2 separate regions of the Mus musculus genome follow, and region 2 is linked to region 1. The links are chromatin loops, found by intact Hi-C in ENCODE. Cell type or tissue: left cerebral cortex. All regions are shown on one strand. Links, peaks and the distances in the headings refer to the core of each region. The heading gives the core; the rest is flanking DNA. Region 1 overlaps Zfyve28 (zinc finger, FYVE domain containing 28). Region 2 holds the start of Zfyve28 (zinc finger, FYVE domain containing 28).

Region 1 (11,013 bases), core at 1,007-9,006:
CAGCAAACAGTCACCACTTTTCCTGGAAGCATGCAAGGGAGAGCTGGTCAGGATCTGTGTCTGTCATAACTCTGAATGCTCTCCCACTCACTACATAGCTCTCTGCTCTGCTACTGGCTGTGATGGTAGACGTTCTGAACCCACCTACTTTCTAGGCCCTGGCAACCTCTAATCTGCTTTTGGCAAACATGATCTGTAGACATTGAAAATAAGCCATGTAGTACAGGCACTTCCGTGTGCCTCATCTTTTCCTGAACAGTGTCTTCAAAGGTCTTCCACACTGCAGCTACAGTAGGACTTCACTCCTTTTCTCAGCTGTGTCACCCCAGTATGCGGCATGGCCATGCTATGTTTCTCTCCTTTCACAGCCGATCCATCTGTAAGAGGGTTTTTTTTTTTTTTCTGTCAAGAATCATGCAGCTATGAAATTCTACTTCCAGTTTTGTGTGGACATGTGTTTTTATTTTTTTCCAGTCTCTAATAGTAGAACATGGAGGTTGTATATCAACTAACCATTTTCCACATACCCAAGGTTACATACATCACATACATCCTACAAGTGGTATGTATGTGTGTGTGTGTGTGCGCACGTGCATAATGAGGGGTTCAACTCCTTCAAATTGTCAATGATTTTTAATCAACTTTCTATTCTTAGGGTGTAATCTATTAATATGCAGCCAGTCAATGACTTGTTGGGTGAGTGCCCATAATTTAAGCCCTTGGCAGGCTGGGGCAAGAGAATGGCAAATTTGAAACCAGCTTGGACCACAGAGTGAGAATGTGTCTCAAAACCAAAGCAAACAAACAAGAACCAAAGTCACTTGAAAATGTTCCCCCTTGACTTTGCATTCAGTTTATAGAAACATTTAACTTGGCTTTATAACTACATAGGATATTTGCATTCTTTCTAGACAAAGTTGAACAAATAGATGTATGTGAAGAAGACTGCCTCACGGGACTTTACTCTTTAAAGGTTTGAGACTCAGAGGTAGACTTTGAGGGTGCACACTCCTGACACCAGGTAGATAGATGGCTCTGAGCTCCGTACCCTCTTCACCTTGCCCCCTGACCTCTAGCCAAAACCTTACCAGAGCTTTTTGGAGATGTCCCCACTTTCCTTTACTGAAAAGTCGAGCCCAGACATGGTTGGGCCAGTGTGCACTCGCTCAGGCCCCCATCCACACTCCCGCTGTTGTAGATGGTGCTGCTGAGGCCAGCTGGTGCAGATGTCTCTCTGCTTCCATAAAGCCTTTTCTTGGAGGCAGCCCCAGCTTCGTAGCCATGGAATGAATTAACTTCTCAGACTGCTGATGGCTACCTAGACACCTCCTGCTCTGTTACTGGTGAGTGAATTATTTTTCTACAAGGCTGACTCAAGAATCCTGTAAATTCCTTGACAGGGGGAGGTGTGGGATTTTCTTTTTTTCTTTTTCTTTTCTTTTCTTCTTCTTTTTTTTTTTAATCTTTTCTGTTTCTTATTTGTTCAGGAAACAGCAGAAGACATCTACCATCTGGAAACTTCTGCCCTGGGAAGGGCCCTTCATCCATGCCTCTACATTTAAACCCAGTCCAGTTCAGTACACACTCGACACTCAGCTACGAAAAGGCGAGACAACCTACCTGGTGGCCCAGAAGACCTCCCACCTTCCTGGAAGTCGGTATAGAATATGCAAAGGGTCTGAAGAGGAAGCACTTGGCAAGGGGCCAGGACCTCAGACAGAGGCATGTCAGCCCAGCACTGTGCTTTAGAGAGCTGGAAGAGGTCTGCCTACAACTACCTATCACTCCTGACCCAACACTGACAGAACCATCGTAGGAGTACTGGCGAGTGTTCTGTGTCATGGGCACATCCCTCGGGGGCCAAGCCAAGTGCTGGAGCCCACCGGGGAACCAGGTGGATGTGGCAGACCTTTCAGGTCCTGCAAGGAGGTGACCAGCAGAGTGTTTTCAAACAGAAGGAAGAGGCCAGTCACACACAGGCAGAACATTTGCTGAAATGTGGAATGAGACGTCAGGAGGTCTGGTTAGTGTAACAGCAGTGTGACAGAGCTTTTTTATGACACATGTCGTCTCATGCACAGGGTGGTATATTAGGATTCTCTGAAAGAGCAAGATAGGGTGTGTATGTGTGCGTGTGTATGTGTGTGTATGTATACATATGTATGTATGTATATCAGATATATACATTATAAGTATTTGAATTTCAATTCTTAATATGTTTTAAAATTATATATATATGTATGTATGTGTGTGTATATATATATATATATATATATATATATATATATATATATATATATATATCCCTGTACTAGATTGGGATCTATCTATATAGGACCTAGTCTGGGTACTGCAAAGTCTCATGCTGGTAAGGCTGAGAACTGGTAGTTGTCCAGTCTGTAGGCTGGCTGTTTCAGCAGTCCTAATCTGGTGCTATGGTCCTGAAGGATTCCTGGGGAGTAGCTGATCTTCAGTCTGCGTTGGAATCCTGGAGAAGTTGTTTCTATCACCACTGAAGGAGTTCCGCAGCAACAGGGTAGATGAACTTGCCAGTGAGAGTGAGGACAGGCAGGCAAAAAGCAAAGGTTTCTTCCTCTGTGTCCTTTTCTGTGGGCTGGCACTGGAAGATGTGACCCAGATTTAGGGTGGGTCTTCCTGCTCAAATAATCAGATTAAGAAAATTCCTCACAGGAGTGCCCAGCGTCTTGGGTTTCAGTTACCTTCTGTGAGAAACCCTGTCTTGAACCAAAAAAAAAAAAGTTTCCTTCTGTATGCAGTCAAATTGACAACCAAGATTATTCATCACAAGTGGGTTATGATTCAACTCTAGTTATACATCTGGGAGACAGATGCTAATGTCTGCCTCGCCTCAGTGTCCATGGAAGGGATAGTGACCTTCACTCTTTCAAGCAGCAGGATCCATTTCTCTGCTGTTCCAATTTGATCACGGGGTTCACCCATCATCTGGCAGGTGCCTCTGTATCTCCTGTGATATGTGACATGGGAAGCGTAATGAACAGTGGCAGGCCCTGTGCTCACAAGTTTCTGTCCCGTGTGTGAGTCCCACCTCTGTGAAAATGGAAGAAAAGCAGGGAGCTGTGGCAAGAGACCTGCATTTGAGGCTGGAGCCCTCCACATCCCTGGAGTGTGTATTACTACTAGTCAAGTAGAAGGACTCCACAAGGACCAAGGGTCATTCCTGCCAAGGGACTAACACATGCTGGCAGCAGAGGGGCCTACGGCTGAGAGTGTAGACCCTGCTGGAGAAGCCCCTCTGTGGGTGCTCTTCTGTCCTTGGCTGAGTCCACCAGCCCCAGCATCAAGGGTGGTGGGACATTGTGAGTAGTCAGCATGGATGTCCTCACCCTGCTGAGTGAATGTTCTGGAACTTCTTTCCTTTTCTTTCCTGGAATGGTCTTTCCTTTCCGCTAGCTTCTTTCCTATCTGTTCAGTGGTCAGAGATTGATGTTTTTGGGAAAAGTTGACATTTTTAGAAAGCTGGTTTTCTCCCACCTAACCTTAGCTTCCTGACTCAAAACGTTCTTTGTTGTCAACTCCATTGTCTGCTTGTCAGAGGACAAAACCCACTCAAACCCATCTCTCACCCTTAGCATGCAGGGATGTTTGCTGTAGAAACTACACTAATCCCTTTTTTTTCCCCTCTGTGTGGTCCCTGATCATTGTAAAAACTCTAGAAACACTAAAAAGACTAAAAGAAGTAAATAAAAATTTCCCACATTTTATGAATAGTTTTGATTATTCTTCATAGTGAAACTGATGCTGTGAGTATTTCTCCACAAAGTTCCTGTTAAACACAACTCTAGGGTTGGAGAGATGGCTCCGTGATTAAGAGCACTGGCTGCCCTTCCAGAGGACCTTGATGTAGTTCCCAGCACCCACATGACAACTCATAACTTTGTAACTCTAGATCCAGTGCCCTCTTAAATCATCTGTGATGCCCCGAGCAAACATGCAATACACACATGCAAGCAAAACACCCTTACACACAAAATTTAAAAAACAGCCAAACCCACAACTCTAATAGAAATGGTATTGTGTCACAGGACATAGTCTATTTACACCATATTTCCAATTTATGTTTTAGGTTAGTCCTGGGCAGTTTCTTTTTCTTTTTTTTCTTTAGACTTTACCCCAGGGTCTAGAATCAGCATCACAGAGGTCAAAATCTTTCCAGAGAAACACTGACCTACGCATACACAACATACACAACATACGTGCTCCAAGGTGTGCCCATCTTTACCAACACAGGCACCTACTATACATCCTGCTGACCTGGGAGGCAGAGCCTGTGTTCTCTGTGTGTGTGTGTGTGTGTGTATATCAGCCAGATGGTGGTAGTTCACTTGGGAGGCAGAGTCAGGTAATCTCTTGAGTTCAAGCCCAGCCTGGTCTACACAGTGAGTTCCATGACAGCTAGGGCTTCACAGAGAAACCCTGTCTTTAAAAAAAAAAAAAAAAAAAGCCGGGGCCTGGCAAACACAGAAGTGGATGCTCACAGTCAGCTATTGGATGGAACACAGGGCCCCCAATGGAGGAGCTAGAGAAAGTACCCAAGGAGCTAAAGGGGTCTGCAACCCTATAGGTAGAACAACAATTTGAACTACCCAGTACCCCCAGAGCTCGTGTCTCTAGCTGCATATGTAGCAGAAGATGGCCTAGTGGGCCATCATTGGGAAGAGAGGCCCCTTGGTCTTGCAAACTTTATATGCCTCAGTACTGGGGAACGCCAGGGCCAAGAAGTGGGAGTGGGGGTGGGGGGAGGGTATGGGGGAATTTTGGGATAGCATTTGAAATGTAAATGAAGGAAATACTTAATTAAAAGAAAATAAATTTAAAAAAAATTAAAAACAAAACAGACAAAGAAAAAACCAAAAGAAAAAAAAAAAAAAAAACCTCCCAAAAAACAAAAAAACAAAAAAACCACCAAACAACAAAAACCAAAACCCACATTGTTTAAACAAGCTTACAGTTCTGGGCTGCAGCTCAGACACACCTTACACCAGGCCTTTAGCACAGTTCCAGTTACTGCCTTTGTTGAGCCAATGGGGCACTTTACTAGCGTGGGGATCTGTGGCTGCCTTCTGGCAGGCATTTCTATGGCTCCCCCTGGTGGTGGATAGCTGCAGTGGCTTCTAACTGATTTCAGCTGCTGGGCCATGTGCTAGAACCATTCACAGTATCTCTTAACCAGTCCCATGTAGCATGTTGTTGTATTTCCAGTGTATCTGGATAGGATTTAGAATCCTCATCTAGGGAAATGCCCTGGCTCAAGGCCAAGTGGAAATGCAGCACTGTGGGCAGGAAGGCAATGGGCCTTCAGATGTCGCTAGCCCTAGCACTGTTGAGTCTTGGAGTCTCAGTGTTAATGTTCTTATTTCCTCCATCTTTTCCCCAGTGTCTGCCCTGTTGTCTTCTGCCCAAACGTAGCCCCAGTGTATGCTGGTAGTGGTCCAGTCCCCACTTTAGAGGGCACATATGTGATGGTTCCCTTAGGGAACCTCAGATCCTCATCTGAGTATCAGTGGGTGTAGGGAAGGTGCCGTGTTGGGAGGAGGCTCCTGGAGAATATGGCTTGGCAGAGTCCAGGCCTGAAGTACTGAGCCTTATGGTATGTGCTCCATGTCCTGTGCTGTTCTGGAGAAGGGTTGCAAGCTAGTCCTGGCTCTTAGTTCTCAGCAAGACATATAGCAGGTGTTCCATCCGTGTGAAGCAAGACCATTTCCAGTGTAGTCTTCTTGCTTCTGAGGGAGCACAGACTCACAAGTAAGCAAGGGAAAGAAGGCTACCGTAGATCACATGCAGTCGAAGGGTGCCCATCCTCAGACAGCAGGCTTCAGAAGAGGCTTCCGCTGTTTAAACTGCAGTGTGACCAGGGAAGGCCTCAGCCAAGCTCACCCACTTGCTGCTGCACAGTTTCTAGGAAGCGTTTAGAAGCAGCAGAAGCTCAGGCATGCATGACAAGAGTGGTAGTGTGTTTGGTGTGTGTGCCTGAGTGTATTGTATCTGTGCTTGCATGCACACACATATACATTGTGTGCATTACATATGTAAACACACTTTTTGTTTATTTTCATCTCCATACATTTTTAGTGTACACACACATATTGCATCTTTAGTTAAAAAGTAGTGATGTGGAGGTTAGAGTCCCATACCATAGTAGTGGGGGCCTTCTGAGAGCTGGGGTGAGTGCTATCCTGGTCTTGACTCTGTCTCTGAGACTAGGTGTCTCCTGAAGGTGTGAGCAGTGTTGTAGGCTGATAGACAGATGAAACTGGGCAGGGCAGATGGCCTCAGGACCTGGTGAGTAGACCAGAACCACAAGAGTAGTTGTGGCATCTGTGGCCACTTAGAGGCAGTCTCCATATTGGGCACTATTGCACTCAATCCAGTAGAGGAGGGACTGTGGATTCAGGCTCACATATCTTTGGCATAACGGGTTACCAGCATGAATAGGATTTCCTTCCCCACTGACCCTACACATGTGTCCCTTAGGTCACAGCCCGCTGGCCTTCACTGATGGATTGCAGGCTTGGCCTCCTCACAGAGGCCATGCTATCACTGTCATAATCAAGGTTGGGCTCTGAGGATAGGGCTTCTCAGGCCCACCTGATGTCTGTGTCTCTCCTTCCCTGGGATAGCCAGGGGCTGAGTGTAGTGATCAGAGCCTTGTGTATGGCTGTAGAGTCTGGCTTACTGTGTTTCTTCTGGATACTTTCACAGTCAGATGTGGAGACACTTCTAGCACAGGCCTTGGGAAGTCTAGGATCAGTTATCTTGCCATGAGAGCAATGTCCACAGAGCATGAGTAGACCTTTGGTCACTCCGTGCTGGGGCAACTTCATTCTGTTGTCCTAGCTAGGTCTTCAGAGGGCTCCCACCTTGACAATGGCAGATTGAGGCAGCCTGTGACCTCAATGGCTTTCCTGGTTGCCTCGACTCTCTCTTCTCCATTATCCTGATGATCTATGATGTCTCAGCCCCATGTCTAGAGAATGTGCATCAAAGGCTCATCCCTCCACAGTGTGGGCTTAGCATTCCTCTCTTAAGGTCAGACAGCATTACTTCTCCACTCTGTGGATTAAATAAACAGAGGCCCTGGCATAGATGTTGATGCCTGGCAACCTTCAGCTCAGACTGTCTAATTTCCTGAGAGTCCTTTACCTCATGGGGGTCCCACCATGGCATCACAACATGGGTGTGAGTGCAGTTCACAGGCTAATTGGCTCCGTGTCTTCAGACAGGCATGCCTGAGGCAGGGCACTCTGTACTTAGCCTCAGCCGAACCTGAATATGTGGTCTTGGTCAGCAGTAACTGAAAATGTAAAGAATGTTCCTATCTAGGTGAATGGCCCGCCCTTCTCAAAGGCCAGAGACGTCAGGCCGCCAGAGAGAATGGAGCTTAGTTCATTTTGCACTTGGCGGACCTGGTGCTTGCCTTGTCACATTCAGGACTATTTGCTGTCCCACAGTGCTTCTTCTGCCTCTCGGCTATCTTTTGATAACTGTGGGATGTGGATGAGAACTCTGACCCTTTCCCTGCCCCAGAGAGAGGCTCTGAGTGGCAAGGAGGGGAGGAGTGGGAGCTGTGGGGATTTCAGAGGGTTGGGGATGGTGTCCCCTCAGCCACCCTCTCAGGGTTGTAGTCCCTAGCCTGGAATGGTGGGGTGGAAGTGAGGATCCACCTTCCTTCCAAGTCACCCTGAGAGGCTTGGCAGAGGTAATGGGGGTAGGGGCAGCTAGAATCTGTAGTGACAGTTGCCATGTCACCAGAAGCCCCTCCCCCCATCCCTTGTGTGTGTGTGTGTGTGTGTGTGTGTGTGTGTGTGTGTGCTGTTTCTCTTAAAGAGACTTCAGCTGTCTTCCTTCGTTTCCTGCAGTTGGTCTCCAGGTGCTGTGGCATTCAAAGCCTGCACTCAGAAGCATGAATCGAGACCACCTCTTTGCTGTTCAATTTGTGGAATGAAAGCAACAGTAAACACTCTTTGCAGAGCACTTTCCTAGATGTATAAACATTGATTACAAGTTCCGACTCCCCTAAACGACTTAAGCTATAATTATATGTTAGGTATGACTATTTCCTTTGACGGCATCAAACACTTTAAGCGTGCTGTGCTTGTGTGGACTTCTCTTCACTGCATGAATATCCCCTCCCTGCAAACGGCTCTGTGTATTAGTGGCCTGAGGCAGCTGCACTGCTGTTTCACAGACTGGATCTTTATCTAGCCATCAGGACATTTGACTGCTATTATCTGGGCTCAGTGATCTCATCTCTGGACCAGTAACTCACGAGCAGCTGTGAGATGGTCTCAGGAGGGGATCAGAGATTCCATATCCATATTAGTGTTAGAGGAGACCTAAAGCCAGACTTCTACTCTCAAGTCTTAGAGGCTAGAGGTCTGAGGTCACATTGTACTCCAGCTAAAGGTTCTGAGCCTTCCTGCCTCGAGTTCCCAGGGCTCCTGGCATTTCCTTGACTTGTGGGAAATCTCTCCCTCATAAGGACCTTTACTGATCATCCAGGCTGGCCTCATCGTGAGATCCTGACACTGACGAATCTATAAAGTACCTTCTCTCCAAAAAGCTCACTGCCAAATCCTCTGGGGTGTGATGTGGATGTGTCACACTTGGGGGCATGTGGCATTCACCATAACATATGGATCTTGGGCTTCTGACTACTCTGCTCTTCCACTTTCCCAGAGGAACCACCATTGGATGTGTTTTCATGGTGCCATGATGATGACATCAGGAAGAGTGCCTGGCCAGGGCACTCTTCCATATAGTGTCTGGTCCCTGCAAAGTGATTGTCCCCGCAGAGAGGAGAGCCTGCTTATGTATGGACTCTCTTGTCTGTTCCTCAGACATGGAGGCTACTGTGTTGGGGATCTTCTGGTGTAGATCCAGAACAAGAAGAAAGGCTGTTGCAGGTTTTTACATTCTCATTGTGTTAATACACAATGGGTCCACAGTAGTGGGCAGGGGTGGAGCAGGAAGAGATTTGTGTAGCAGGGTCTGTTTGTAGAGAGGGAGTTAAAGGGATGGGAGGTGAGTGAGTTGAATAGAGACCTCATGACTTTTGTATGCAGAGCTTCTCTGTCCTGGATCTGTAGGGTTCTTGGTAGGAGCTATGCAGTGATTGGGTGCAGCCTGTGCCTGGTACGGTTCATATTGGGTTCATTTAAGTCATGGACATTCATTCCTTCATGAAAAAAAATGTCTTGGAGCTTCTTTAACAATGAGCAGTAGATGCTGCAGAGGAAAACTGCCGTCTTGCAGTCTTGACAACAGGAAGTCAAGATAAGGGAGTCTCAGAGCTGGTTCTATCAGGGGCTGTGAGGGAGATCCTGTCCTAGGCTACCCTCCTGCTCCTGGTGGTGGCCAGGCATCCCTGGAATTTTTTGGCTTGTGGAAACATCACGCACAACCCGTGCCTTCATCACCACATGCTGCCATTCCTTCATGCATGTCTGTGTTGATTTACTATTTATGGAGTTACCAGTCCTGTTGGATCAGGGCCTACCCTGCTCTAGTATGACCTCATCTGAGTTCATGATGCCCACTAGGATGCTGACTGCAGGGTAGGACTTCATCATGCATATGAATGGATACCATTCACCCTAGGACAGCATACATAACTCTCTGCTAGAGCCAAGCAGCACTGTAAGGTGCCTGATGGTCATAGCATGCTGACCACCTGCTGCCATTCACAGCTGACCTGCAAAGTGGGTGTGACCTAGTTAGATATTTTTAGAGCTTGTTATTAGAAAGTTGTCCTGCCCTACCTGTCTTATTGCTGTGACGAAACACCATTATAGCAGTTTGGAGTGGGGGTAGGTTTATTTCCATAGAACAGTTCAATATCAAATGGTGTGAGAGCAGGAACTCAGGCACGCAGGAACCTGGAGGCAGGAGCTGATGCAGAGGCCATAGAGCTGCTTTCTGGCTTGCTCCCTCTGGCTTGCTCAGCCTGCTTTCTTATAGTACCCAAGACCACCAGCCCAGGGATAGCACCCTCCCCTATAAAGTGCCAGGCCTTCCCACATTCATCATTTATTAAGAAAATGCCCTACAAGCTAGCCTATAGTACAGACATAAGGAAGTGATTGCCTTAAGTGAAGTGTCAAGTTGACAAAACTATCCAGGGTATTGCCTGACCTCTTGACTCCTGAAGAAGGCAGAGCCAGACCATGTTGTGGCCATTTCAGCTCTCTGGAGCTTTACTCTTGGGGACTGAGATGTCCAGGGTGGTGGGACTGACCGGGTCCAGGGCCTAAGTGTGAGACCCTCCTGGCTAACTTCTGGACAGGCCAAGTCGCCTGCTAGTTTTATCTCAGGCATCAGATCCTTAGCAGTGTGTTTCCTAGGTAGATGGCCAGATGCCCACTGTGCCCTGGCCCATTTCTCCACCTCTCTCCTCTTTCAGCCTCTTGCTGCCATCACCATCTGCAGGCCCAAGGGTGCCATCTGCTGCCTGCTGCCTCTTCATTCTCTTCTTGGAATTGAATTTCTATTTATTTGTTTGTTTATTTTTTTAAATTAGGTATTTTCTTCATTTACATTTCAAATGCTATCCCAAAATTCCCCCATACCCTCCCCCACCCACTCCCCTACCCACCCACTCCCACTTCTTGGCCCTGGTTTTCCCCTGTACTGAGGCATATAAAGTTTGCAAGGCTAAGGGGCCTCTCTTCCCAATGATGGCTGACTAGGCCATCTTCTGCTACATATGCAGCTAGTTAGCCCAGAAACTTAGAATATCCAAGATACAAGTTGCAAAACACATGAAACTCAAGAAGAACGAAGACCAAAGTGTGGTCACTTTGCACCTTCTTAGAAATGGGAACAAAACACCCATGGAAGGAGTTACAGAGACAAAGTTTGGAGCTGAGACGAAAGCATGGACCATCTAGAGACTGCCACACCCGGGGATCCATCCCATAATCAGCCTTCAAACGCAGACACCATTGCATATGCCAGCAAGATTTTGCTGAAAGG
Region 2 (11,013 bases), core at 904-8,903, 79 kb before region 1:
GCTAAGAAGCCTCTTTCTTATGACCCCTGAACCTCAAATCCTCCACCCTTTCTCTACCCATTAGCTTAGGGGAATCTCTCAACATCGAGTTACATGCTTACACTGCCTTCTCTGCCTGGGAGTCCCTCAAGGAAACCTCTGAAGTCAATTAAACATTCATTAAGTCTTGGTAAGTGTGGTGAGCAGGTCCCCGCCTGTCACCTAAACTTGGCCTAGGCCTAGAGTGATCTATGAAGGATGAACACAAAAATAGAAAAAGGTGTAAGTAGCTAAGGCAGGTTCCTCATCTGATCTGAAAGACAGTCACAGGTGGCCAGGATAAAACCGACAAGAACACACCGACTAAACTTAGGACCTCCGATATCTAGGTTTCTGTCACCGAGTTTCATCTAGACCCAGACTTACTTTAAAAAAAAAAAAAAAAGAAAAAAGTTAGGGTTGTTGAGATGGCTCAGTGGTTAAGAGCACTGACTGCTTTTCCAGAGGTCCTGAGTTCAGTCCCCAACAACCCAACCGCATGGTGGCTTACAACCATCTATAATGTGATCTGATGCCCTCTTCTGGCACACAGGTGTATATGCAGATAGAGCACTCGTGTACCTAAAATAAATAAATAAATCTTTAAAAACAAGTCTCTTATGATTAGACAGTTTCGTACATGTGGACAATATGCTTTAACCTCACTCATCCCACACAATGACTTTTTTTTTCTTTTTTTCGAGACAGGGCTTCTCTGTGTAGCCTTAGCTGTCCTGGAACTCACTCTGTAGACCAGGCTGGCCTTGAACTCAGAAATCCTCCTGCCTCTGCCTCCCAAGTGCTGGGATTAAAGGGGTGCGCCACCACTGCCCTGCACACATTGACTTTATAAATTGTCTGCTTTTACTAACTTTTACTAACATGAGTCCTTTATACAAGACGTTTCAGTTTTATTGTCTCATTTAACTGGGGGGATAGATTCTCTGAGAGTATTTTCTAAGGAAACAAGAGAACAAGCCCATGTTGAGGAGTTTGGAGTGGGGAATCTGGTTCCCTATCCCCAAAGAGATTTTCTTTCTGTGAGAGCCTGGGGTGTGGCCTCAAATGCCTCACTTGCTCTGTCAAAGAAGTGAGGTAAAGGAGACCAGTACACACATAGCCAGGACCCAGAGCAAAGAACACAGGCAGGCAAAGAAAGCATTTTTATAGACTCCCAGTTAAAGACCTAGGAATGGGGCTCAGCCAGGAAGCACTAGCCTAAAAAGCCAAGCCTTGGATTCTATCGTCAGCACCAAGGAAAACAAAACCAGAACAGAACACAGAGCAAATGTCCTGGACACAGTGCTGAGAAGTGGCTGCTCTTCTCCACAGGTTCAAGGCAGCAGTTCGTGACTGCAGGGAGTCAAGGTAGCAGGAGCCTGGCCAATGACCACATTGCATGCAGAATGTGAAAGGAAACTAAATACATCTAGTGCACAAAGGAAAACAGAGGGATGGTCGCATCCTAAGGTTCGGCTTGCCTTCTCCGCAGTAATTGTAATCATTGTGTACAGCCCAGGATCCCTGGTGGGACACCCAGACCATGGACTGGTCCTGCTCACAGTTAAGGTGAGTGAGTCTTTCCACAGGGTTAAGGTAATCAAGATTACACCCTCCCACCCAGGCAGGCATGTCCAGTGGTCTCTCAGGTTGTCGAGGTCCTATCTACATGCTAACTATCATTAGATACTCTGATGGGAATATTAGATTTTCCTTTTTCAGTAAGTTTCCAATCTGGAAGCCCAGGTCTTGGGCTGAATTGATGTGGATGTGTTGCCCAGGGTGCCAGGGAGCAAAGACTGCTTCCTGCTCCCCTGCTATGGAGCCTGTGTGTCTCTGCAAAAAGGGTGGGTCAAGTGCCCGAGGCTGACCTGAGTCAGGGAGGATGGAAGGAATTAATTCAAGCCCTCCCAGGTCTAGAGTTGACCTTGGTAGAGGATCCAAATGGAATGGACCAAAGAACCAACCTGAAGGTGGGAGGGAGCTCCCAGGAGCCAGCCTGACCCTCTGCTCACTGTGTGGTGGAGGCTGCCTTGCCCCACACCTGGGCAAAGAGCAGGTGCTTTGTGAGGGTGGATAGACTCTGAATCCCCTCTGAAATTCACCTAAAGTTTGAGAAAAACAATCATATCTGCGACTGGAGAACAGGCATGGGCTCAGCCAACTCTGAAGCATGCTTCGAGCACCTCAACTCTACACTAAGTTTTGGTTTAATTTTTTTCTTGTTTATTTTTGTTTTGGGGAAGGTGGTCTTGATATGTAGTGGAGTCTGGCTTCAAAATCTCCATCCTCCTGCCTCTGCTTCCTCAGTGCTGGGATCACAGGCCCACATATCCACAGCCAGACTCAGCTTTACTTAAAATAATTGTCTGTTTACTTGCTTTTAGTGCAAGAGACAGAACCCACAGCATCTCCTACACTGGGTAATTGGTCCAATACTGAGCCACATCTCAAGTATCTCAGTATTATTTAGTTTGCGGGTGAGAATTGAGATCTAACTCCTAAGTGGATTGATTACCTTTAAATATGGCTCTTTAACTCCATTCTCGAATCAGGGCTCAATGGTCTGGCCCTTGAGGTAACCTGGAAGGCAGGCTGAAGCAAGCAAGGAGGGTTCGTTTCTATCAGATGCAATCCACTTCAACAGCTTAGGCCATATCAAACATATGTTAGTGAAAGCACCCTCTTTCCCCACAACTAAAGCTGCTCTGCTAAGTGTGGCGGCTACTGTTGAGGTTTTGTCTTTTACTGTGTATCACAATGTTAAGTGTTGGGGGAGGGGAAAGACCAGGAGTCTGCACATAGACCTAAGTGACCCTGCCCCCAGGCTATTTCTGATTGGTATATAAAGATGCCAATAGCTAATAGCTGAGCAGAAGAGACATCGGTGGGGTTTAGATTTTCTGGGCTTGGGATTGGAGAAGAACCATGAGAAGAAGAAGGTGCAGGAGGAAGGAGAAGCCACCATAGGTTTAGATGAGCTGGCCTCGAGGGCTGGCCAATTGAAGTTAAGAGCAGCCCAGATGAAACATAGTAAGTAGTAAGTAATAATTTGGGGTTATCAATAGGAAAGTAGATTCTAATTGCATATAAGGTAGGTATCTGCTCAGCTGTTGTGCTGTTTAAGGCTTATTGTAAATATAAAGGTTGTGTCTTTTATCCATGAACTAAATGGTCAAAGACTGTGTAGAAACCCCAGGTTGGAATTAAAAATTTCTACAACAGGCTATGAAGCCACTCCTTGCAGCTTTCTCTTCCCTCCTGAACTACAAAGCCTGACTCTCACTTGGGCCTATTGTTACCCAACCGGTCAGTGACATTTCTCAGCCTCCTTGAAAGCTGGCTATGGTCGTGTGTACAAGTTCTTCCATCTCTCAGAAGTACTAGAGAATAAACTGTGGGAGCATTAGCCTGAAGTGTAGGACATCTCTTTCTTCTCTTTTCCAGTAGGTTCATGGGCTTAGGAGGCGATGGCTAGAACCAGTGCAGCCATCCTGAATCCTCAGTAAACAGGTCAAGGATGGTAGCCAGAAAGCTGGTTCCTGTTGCATGTCCAGAATTACCTCTGCACACATCTCTCTCTCTTTTTTAAAGATTTATATGTAAGTACACTGTAGCTGACTTCAGACACACCAGAAGAGGGCATCAGATCTCATTACGGGTGGTTGTGAGCCACCATGTGGTTGTTGGGTTTTGAACTCAGAACCTTCAAAAGAGTAGTCAGTGCTCTTACCCGCTGAGCCATCTCACCAGCCCTGCACACATCTCTTGAATGTGAACAAATCTGTCATGCTGGGATCTTTCTGCCTATAGTTAAGCCTGATCCTGATATACCTACCTCCTTGGGCTCAGCCTTTATCTTGGGCACAACTTCCAATATGAAGCATAGAAACAGCTTCTGCACAGTAATAGCCCCAGGCTTTGGAGTTGGCCAAGGGTGAACAGACACCAGATAATTTATTAATCTACTTACTACTGGACATGAATTCATGTGTCTGCTCAACGTCTTCACTTGGAGAAGATGATGGCTTTGGGAAGAGCTGCTTTTAGTTTTCTTTTAAAATTTTTTTACTTATTTTTATGTGCGTGTATATATGGGTGCATATGTAAGTGTGTGCACTTCCATGGGGCGGCCAGAAAATGACCGTAGTGTAGCCCTGGCTGTCCTGGAACTCACTTTGTAGACCAGGATGGCCTCAAACTCAGAAATCTGCCTGCCTCTGCCTCCCAAGTGCTGGGATTAAAGGCGTGCGCCGCCACGCCCAGCTCCACCTTGTGTTTTGGGCAGAGTTTCCCATTATTGTGGTGCTCACCAACTAGGCAATAGGCTACATTGACTAGTGAACCCCGTGGGTCCATCTTCTTAGCCTCTGAAGTGCAGCGATTGTAAATGTCATAATGCCTGGCCTTTTTTACAAAAATATATTTATTTCTTATGTTTATGTGTATTTGCCTGCATGTATGTATGTGCATCACATGCATGCAGGGCCCATGAAGTCCAGAAGAGGGGTTTGATTATTTGGAGGTGGAGTTACAGAAAGTTGTGAGCAGCCATGGAGGTGCTGGTGACTGAATCTGGGGCCTTGCCAAGAGCACCCACTGCTCTTAATCACCGTGCTATCTCTCCAGTCCATGCCTAGGGTTTTTGTTTTTGTTTTTGTTTTTCCAGTGAGTTCTGGCATGCTGAACCTTCTTCCACTAATTAGGCAAACACGTCACTGATTGAGCTATCTTCCCAGCCCCACAAGCAGTTTTTATGACTGAGAGAGTATACAGTTGTGGACATGTTGACTCTAAGGTGATCTGTTAGTTGTACAAATAGTGAAGAACAGGCAAACATCTGAATTCAAGCATTTAGGCTGGAGGGAAAAAATGTTTTTAAAACCACGTAGCTGCCTGGAACTACATAGAAATGGGTGGAGAGCAGCTTCCAAGGAGTAAGAAGGGAGCTACAAAGCAGGTCCAGGGCTGAGGGGCTAAGGGAAGATGCAGGAACTGCTAGGGTACACACACTGTATTAAGAGGTAGTCATCTGGGTCACCTGTTAACAGAGAGAGAGAGAGAGGGAGAGAGGGAGAGAGGGAGAGAGGGAGGGAGGGAGGGAGGGAGGGAGGGAGGGAGAGGGAGGGAGAGAGAGAGATTGATTGGAGGTGGTGGAAAACACCCTACTTTTATTTTTGGAGGTGGGAAGAAAAGCGCAAAGGTAGCTCGCTAAGGCCAGAAAATAGGCAAAGATTGGAGAACTGGAGAAAACGAGTTAGGGAGAAGAGGATGGGCTGTGCCTGGCTCCCTGTGGCGGCCCCTCACCTTAACCTGCCTGCCTACCTGCGGGCCTCTTGGCCTTCCTTGGCTTTAACCTCGTAGTCTGTCCAGGCGCCGCGGGCGGGAGCGTTCACTGGCCAGCTCCGGTACCCGCAGATCGCCTAGGCATCGTTTGGGCGCCGTCACCTAGCAACGCCGCGCAGGCCCTGCCCGCGGTGGGCGCCGGGACCTGTAGTCCTGAGCCTCCCTCCCTTGGTGCGCGTCCCGGGTGGGGTACGGCGTGGCGTTGGGCGGGGATTGGCGGCCTCGCCGGGCTCGCCCCATCCACCACTTGCAGCGGGCCGGGGGCGTGCGGCGCCTCCGGCGCATGTGCGGTCGTGACCGGCGGAGGCGCTGGGTGCTCTTAAGCCGTGAAGCACCGCGCGCCCTGTGCCCGCGCCTTTCCGCGCGCCCGCCCGCTCGCGGGTTTGGGTCGGCCGCGCGCCGCTTGCTGAGCATCCTTCCGGCCGCGCACCTGCCCCGCGCACCTGCAGCCAGCTGCTCGGCGCTAGGCGCCGCGCACACGATCTGCTTGCTCAAGCAGGTCCCGGCCCTGCCTGCGTGTCCACCCCGCGCCGCAGCCGGACCCGGGCGCAGCGCTGCAGAGGGCGAGGGCCGCCCGGAGCGTGGCTCGGGCCGGCGCGGCGATGATGAACAGATTCCGAAAGTGGCTGTACAAACCCAAGGTGAGCGGCTCCAGCTGCGGACCATGTCCCGGCGTCGCGCTTTCCCCCCTCCAGATCCCTTATCCTGCAGGTCCCTCCTTGATAGATAGACCTCGTTTCCTTGGCCCTGTATGAATTTCTTTCTCCAGTTCATGGGATGCCCTTTCCCTGCATTCCGCGACTTGGACAGACCATGTACCTGGCGCGCATTGACTGCTCTTTTCCAGTACCAGACGGGGCTCTTTCTTTCGGGCCTGGGTGTACTGTCATGTTTCTCCTCGTCTGGATACTAGATGGGCTGGCTCCAGCTCGCACCCAGCGGTCCCAGCCTGCGTGCTCAGAGCCCCTACTTCTCTTGGTTCCCTCTAGCCTCACCGCTGATGCTCCTTCATCTTTTCGCAACACAATTATTCTGTCCTAGGATAGTGGGTCTCCCACCCTCCCTTCGCACTTGGGAACCGACCGTTTCATTCCCCTTTCTCCAACCTTAGGCTTTGGTCAGACTCTTTCTTCCCGTATCTTAGAGGTCCCTCACGCCGCGGTCTGGTCCTCTATCCCAAAACGGAGTAATTGGATCTTGGTCCAGTTCTCATCTCTATCCTGTTCCGGTAGCCGCCTGCACCCTTTTGGATCTCCGACCAGTCCTCTGCCCAGTCGCGGGGTGAGGCTCGTGGAGCTTGAAGCTTCAGTGGGCCGGAGGTGCGATTCACCAGCCAGTTCGGGTCCAGGCGGCGCGCCCCGGCAGCCGTGCCAGTCGCACTGCGGGCGCTGCGTCCCGCTGCCTGCCTGGGGCTGGCAGCCCGGAGCCGGACCCGGTGCGCTCTGTTCGCAGCTGGGCGATGCAAAGCTAGGATCCAGCGAAGATCCAGGACGCAGCTGCGGCGTCCAAAGCTGCGTGTTGGGGGTTGGCGGAGTCTGGGGACGCCAACGCTGGAGGTCTTCAGAGGGTCACGACCTGGGTGGGGTCACTGCAAAGACTAAGGGCGGGAGCAGTGCAGCGGCTGCGTGCTGGTATCTCCGAAGTCAGAGGCCTCCTTCTCTTTGGCCCACCCAAGGAACTGACCGCTCTCCCGCCGTGACTAGCCACATTTCTTGATTTAGGGTTTCTGTCCCAGACTCTGTGAATGGTCTCTCGGAGTGGGGCGAGTATTCTGGAGAGACAGCTGGTCTGTTTGGAAGACTGGCATTTGAGGTTTAGGGGACTTTCAGGGATCTGAATCTGTTACAGTTTTTGTCTGCCGAGGTCGGGAAGTTTTTCCTTAGGTTAGAGAATGTTGGGGTGAAGGCTTACAAAGCATGGGGCTGCCTTTGATCAGCCTCGGACTGGACAGAAGGTATTCTGGAGTCTTGTGCGCTGGTGCAGCAGCGGCTCGTGCTCCTGTCTTCCTGGTTGTGGGCAAATATACTGGGGGGTGGGGTTGTGTGTGGGGAACCCTTGCGACCCTTGCGATGGGTGTGGTTTGAGTCTTGCTTGCCCTTAGCCACGCCCTAGGCGTCTGGCACTCTCTTTGCTGCAATCCCTTCAATGTGCACAGTCCTGCCTGCTGATGGTTAGTGGGTCTGCTAGCGGCTGCAGCAGCTCCTGCTCTGCTTATCTGCACAAGGAGTGCCCCCCGCCCCAATTGAGTGAATTTTTAGCACAAGAAAAACAAAACCAAACGACAACAACAACAACAACAACAACAACACAAGTTCAGTACTGAAAAAGTCATTGCAGAGGTGGGATTTACTTTTTCAATAACAAATGTCAGGGGAGCAGGTGGGAGTGTTTGCATGCCCGAGCTACGTCCCTGTCTCTCAGAATGCTTCTCAGAATGTGTACCGGCTAGTTTTGTGTCAACTTGACATAGCTGGAATTATCACAGAGAAAGGACTTCAGTTGAGGAAATGCCTCCATGAGATCCAACTGTAAGGCTGTAAGGCATTTTCTCAATTAGTGATCAAGGGGAAAAGGCCCCTTGTGCGCCCCCCCCCCCCCAATCTCTAGGCAGGTAGTCTTGGGCTCTACTAGAGAGCAGGCTGAGCAAGCCAGAGGAAGCAAGCCAGTAAAGAACATCCCTCCATGGCCTCTGCATCAGCTCCTGCTTCCTGACCTGCTTGAGTTCCAGTCCTGACTTCCTTGGTGATGAACAGCAGTATGGAAGTGTAAGCTGAATAAACCCTTTCCTCCCCAACTGCTTCTTTGTCATGATGTTTGTGCAGGAATAGAAACCCTGACTAAGACAGAATGCTTGTGGGGCGCTGGGGCGTCCAGGTGCCATTCCAGCAGTGCTACAGTAGGAAAGGTGTGTTCTGTGACCCTCCTTAACTGTTTGAAAGGAAGGAGCAGTGCCTACTTAACCATTGGTTATCACTCACAGTTAATTCACAGTGGTCTTCCTTTGTTGTGCCCCAAAGTTAAGTATCATGTCCATAACGTTCCCTGTTGAGCAGTAGATTGCTTTCTAGGTACAGACCATGGCAAGTGGAGAGCTGAGTTGGTAACTTTGGGTGATTCAGCCCAAAGCCATGTACTTTTTAGAAGGGAAGAGATAGGTTAGACCCCCCCCCCCTGCAGCTGTCCTCTTCCTCATTGTCATTTCTCAATAAGCTGTCTGTTACTGTCCTTGACCTCTGGACTTGAGCCATATCTCTGTCTGAGATCTTGCTCTGGCCATGACTGTCTCCAGAGCTGATGCCCTGTGGCCAGTCTAATGGTGAGGCATCTCTGGTTTGAGATTCATTGTTGAATGTCGGTGTCTTGATTGTTTGAAGCATTTGGGTTGCGGTAGGTCATCCTAGTAGTTTTTAATTTTTCAAACCAAAGCTTAGATTTTTTTCCCTTCAGTTATGAAGCGATTATGTTTCTCCTTCCTATATTTGAACATATTTTGGCACAAGTGAATTGAGAGTTGGTCCTGAAATGATTCTGGGCCTGGAAGAGTTAAATGGTGGCAGGAGTGGAGGTGGGGTGTGGGGGAGGAGGGGGGCTGTCTGGGGAGATTGCTTCAGACTTGATCCCCTTTCACTTCCTATTTAGATACACTATTTAAACAACATTTAAATGTAACTGCTGCTATGGTTTAAAACCGAACACATACAGACCATGTTCATAACTTGTGGTGGAAATATTTTGAAAAATGTTGTTATTCCTACAGTTCAGAGAAGCAATGGGAAATGCTTAGATTATTTTCTAAATGACAAAAATTTTGGTTTCCAAAGCACTAAAAACTGAGTTGGAGGAAAAATATACCCGGTGAATAATAGTTTATGTTAAAATGACATGTCAAAGCATTATATTTTCATTGATTTTCTTAAACTCAGCCTTTGAACAGCTCCCCCCCCTCCTTGATGAAGTACTATTAGACTCCTGCTATTCTGGGTTTGGCGTCTGTGAGAGAAAGGTGTGTGGTGAAGGCTCAGAGGCTGAGCTGTCCATATTGCTTAGAGAGTGCAGGCAAAGACTTTCTCAGAAAGGATGTTTGTGTTAGAAAGTCCAGGCAGGTGGTGACCTTCTCTGACTGACCTGGGTGACATTGCTGGTTACCAAGGGAGGAAGTTGGCCTAAGAGGATAAGAACTCTAGGCTAAGACCCTGCCTAAGCTGCAATTCCTGGCTGCCCTGGGTGAGCCTATTGATGCACATGAAGGATGCATTTGTACTTTCTATCTTTAAGGAGGAATTGACTGGCAGGTACTACTGCTTGTCAGGGGTATGGGAATGGTGGCTGTGGTGTCTAGTTTCTGCACATGCGCCCCACAAAGAGCCTTCTTGTCTCAGCTCCAAACCACTACCAGGGGCGTGGCTATTGACCTGCATGCCGCTCCTTTGCTGTGGAGTCTCCTAGCAGTCCTTCACTGTGAGAAGTGGAGATGCTGTTTGCAAACATTTAGGGTTCAGGTTACAGATGAGATGGACCTCACCAGGGGAAGCCAGTGAGACTCACTGGGTGTCTTTTCTCTAACAGTTCTTTTAAATTTTTATTTGTTTGTTTGTTTGTTTGTTTATTGTGCAGGGGTCTGTGCTTGTCAAGGTGCACACATGGAGGTCAAAGGACAACTTTCAGGCCTTGGTTCTCTCCTTTCTCCATGGACATACACAGATAGAAATTAGGTCTTCAGGATTAGTGGCAAGGACCTTTTTACACTGAGCCATCTTGCCAGTCCTTTTCTATTAATTAATTGATTAATTAATTAATTTGTGTGTGTGTGTGTTTGGGTCAAACATTGACCTTGAACACCTTCTTTGATTGCTTTCTGCTGTGTTTTTTTGAGATTCATATCTCAGTGAACCTGGACTCAATGTTTTGACTAGACTTTCTGTCTGAAGAGCCGTGGGAACCCTCTTGGCCCCCACTTCCCAGCAGTGCAGTTCCAGATGTCCAGTGCTGTACCTGACTGTTATGTGGTGCTGGGAAACCAAACTCAGGACTTCACGGTTGCACAACAAACTCTTTACCTACCACCGTATTCTGTCGCCTTAGTTGGTCAGGGTCCAGATCCACAGTCAGGAACCTTTCAAGTTCTTACTCTTCACAGCCCACCCTACCACAGACCATCCTATTGGCTGCCTTCCATTCACCAGCTATCTCCTTACATGTCCCACCCCACCCCATGCTTCTTGACTAATAGCCAACCCGTGTGTTACCTGGAAGCGCAGGGGTAGGTGGAGGCAAGTCTGGAGTTGGGGCAGAGGGTAGTGGTTCCCAACACCTGCCTTCATCTCCCACCCCTTCCAGAGCCTTTCTTCAGGCTCAGCATTCTCAGGCTGTTGTAGGGTGGGCTAGGGAGCTTAAAGTGGCTTCTTAGGCCTCCTCTGCAGCAGGGCTCCCAGCAGGAAGCCGCTCTCACTTCCCAGGCCGTCCTGTGGTTTCTGTAGTAGGGAGTGTGGGGCCTCACAGCTCCTGTGAATCTGCAGGGTGAGGGGAGGCAGGACCAGTATTGGTTTCTGAGGGACTTTGTCAGTGCCTGGGCTCCATTGCCCAGCAGAGCAGCAGACTTACTGGAAATGTGTGGTACGATTTCTGTTAAATGGGCGAGTCACAGCTGGA

The links. Hi-C counts contacts between places; a loop is a spot of excess contacts. Peaks named below come from ENCODE experiments on the same cell type or tissue, not always from the same donor. Only the 100,000 strongest peaks of a DNase experiment are listed, where the experiment ranks them.
Region 2: a loop joins it to region 1, with 4 times the contacts of the local background. A loop is called at or near these places in 4 of 42 quality-filtered maps.

Annotation. Positions count from the first base shown.
Region 1 is chr5:34,204,540-34,215,552 of GRCm38, reverse strand. All of the region lies in intron 8 of Zfyve28 (zinc finger, FYVE domain containing 28), which reads left to right. Among named protein-coding and RNA genes, the nearest start is that of Mxd4, 22 kb to the right of the region's middle. In left cerebral cortex, for the core only: a CTCF peak has its summit at 5,129 (motif pointing left); DNase peaks (open chromatin) are centred at 1,274 and 5,128.
Region 2 is chr5:34,283,091-34,294,103 of GRCm38, reverse strand. Zfyve28 (zinc finger, FYVE domain containing 28) reads left to right here and starts at 5,780. Exons shown (of 13, transcript NM_001015039.1): 1 at 5,780-6,005. The coding sequence starts at 5,967. It overlaps Cfap99 (cilia and flagella associated protein 99), which reads right to left and starts at 5,439. Exons shown (of 16, transcript NM_001370805.1): 1 at 5,344-5,439. In left cerebral cortex, for the core only: a CTCF peak has its summit at 5,641; DNase peaks (open chromatin) are centred at 6,151, 6,749, 7,121, 7,445 and 1 more place; H3K4me3 peaks cover 3,213 bases; H3K27ac peaks cover 2,376 bases.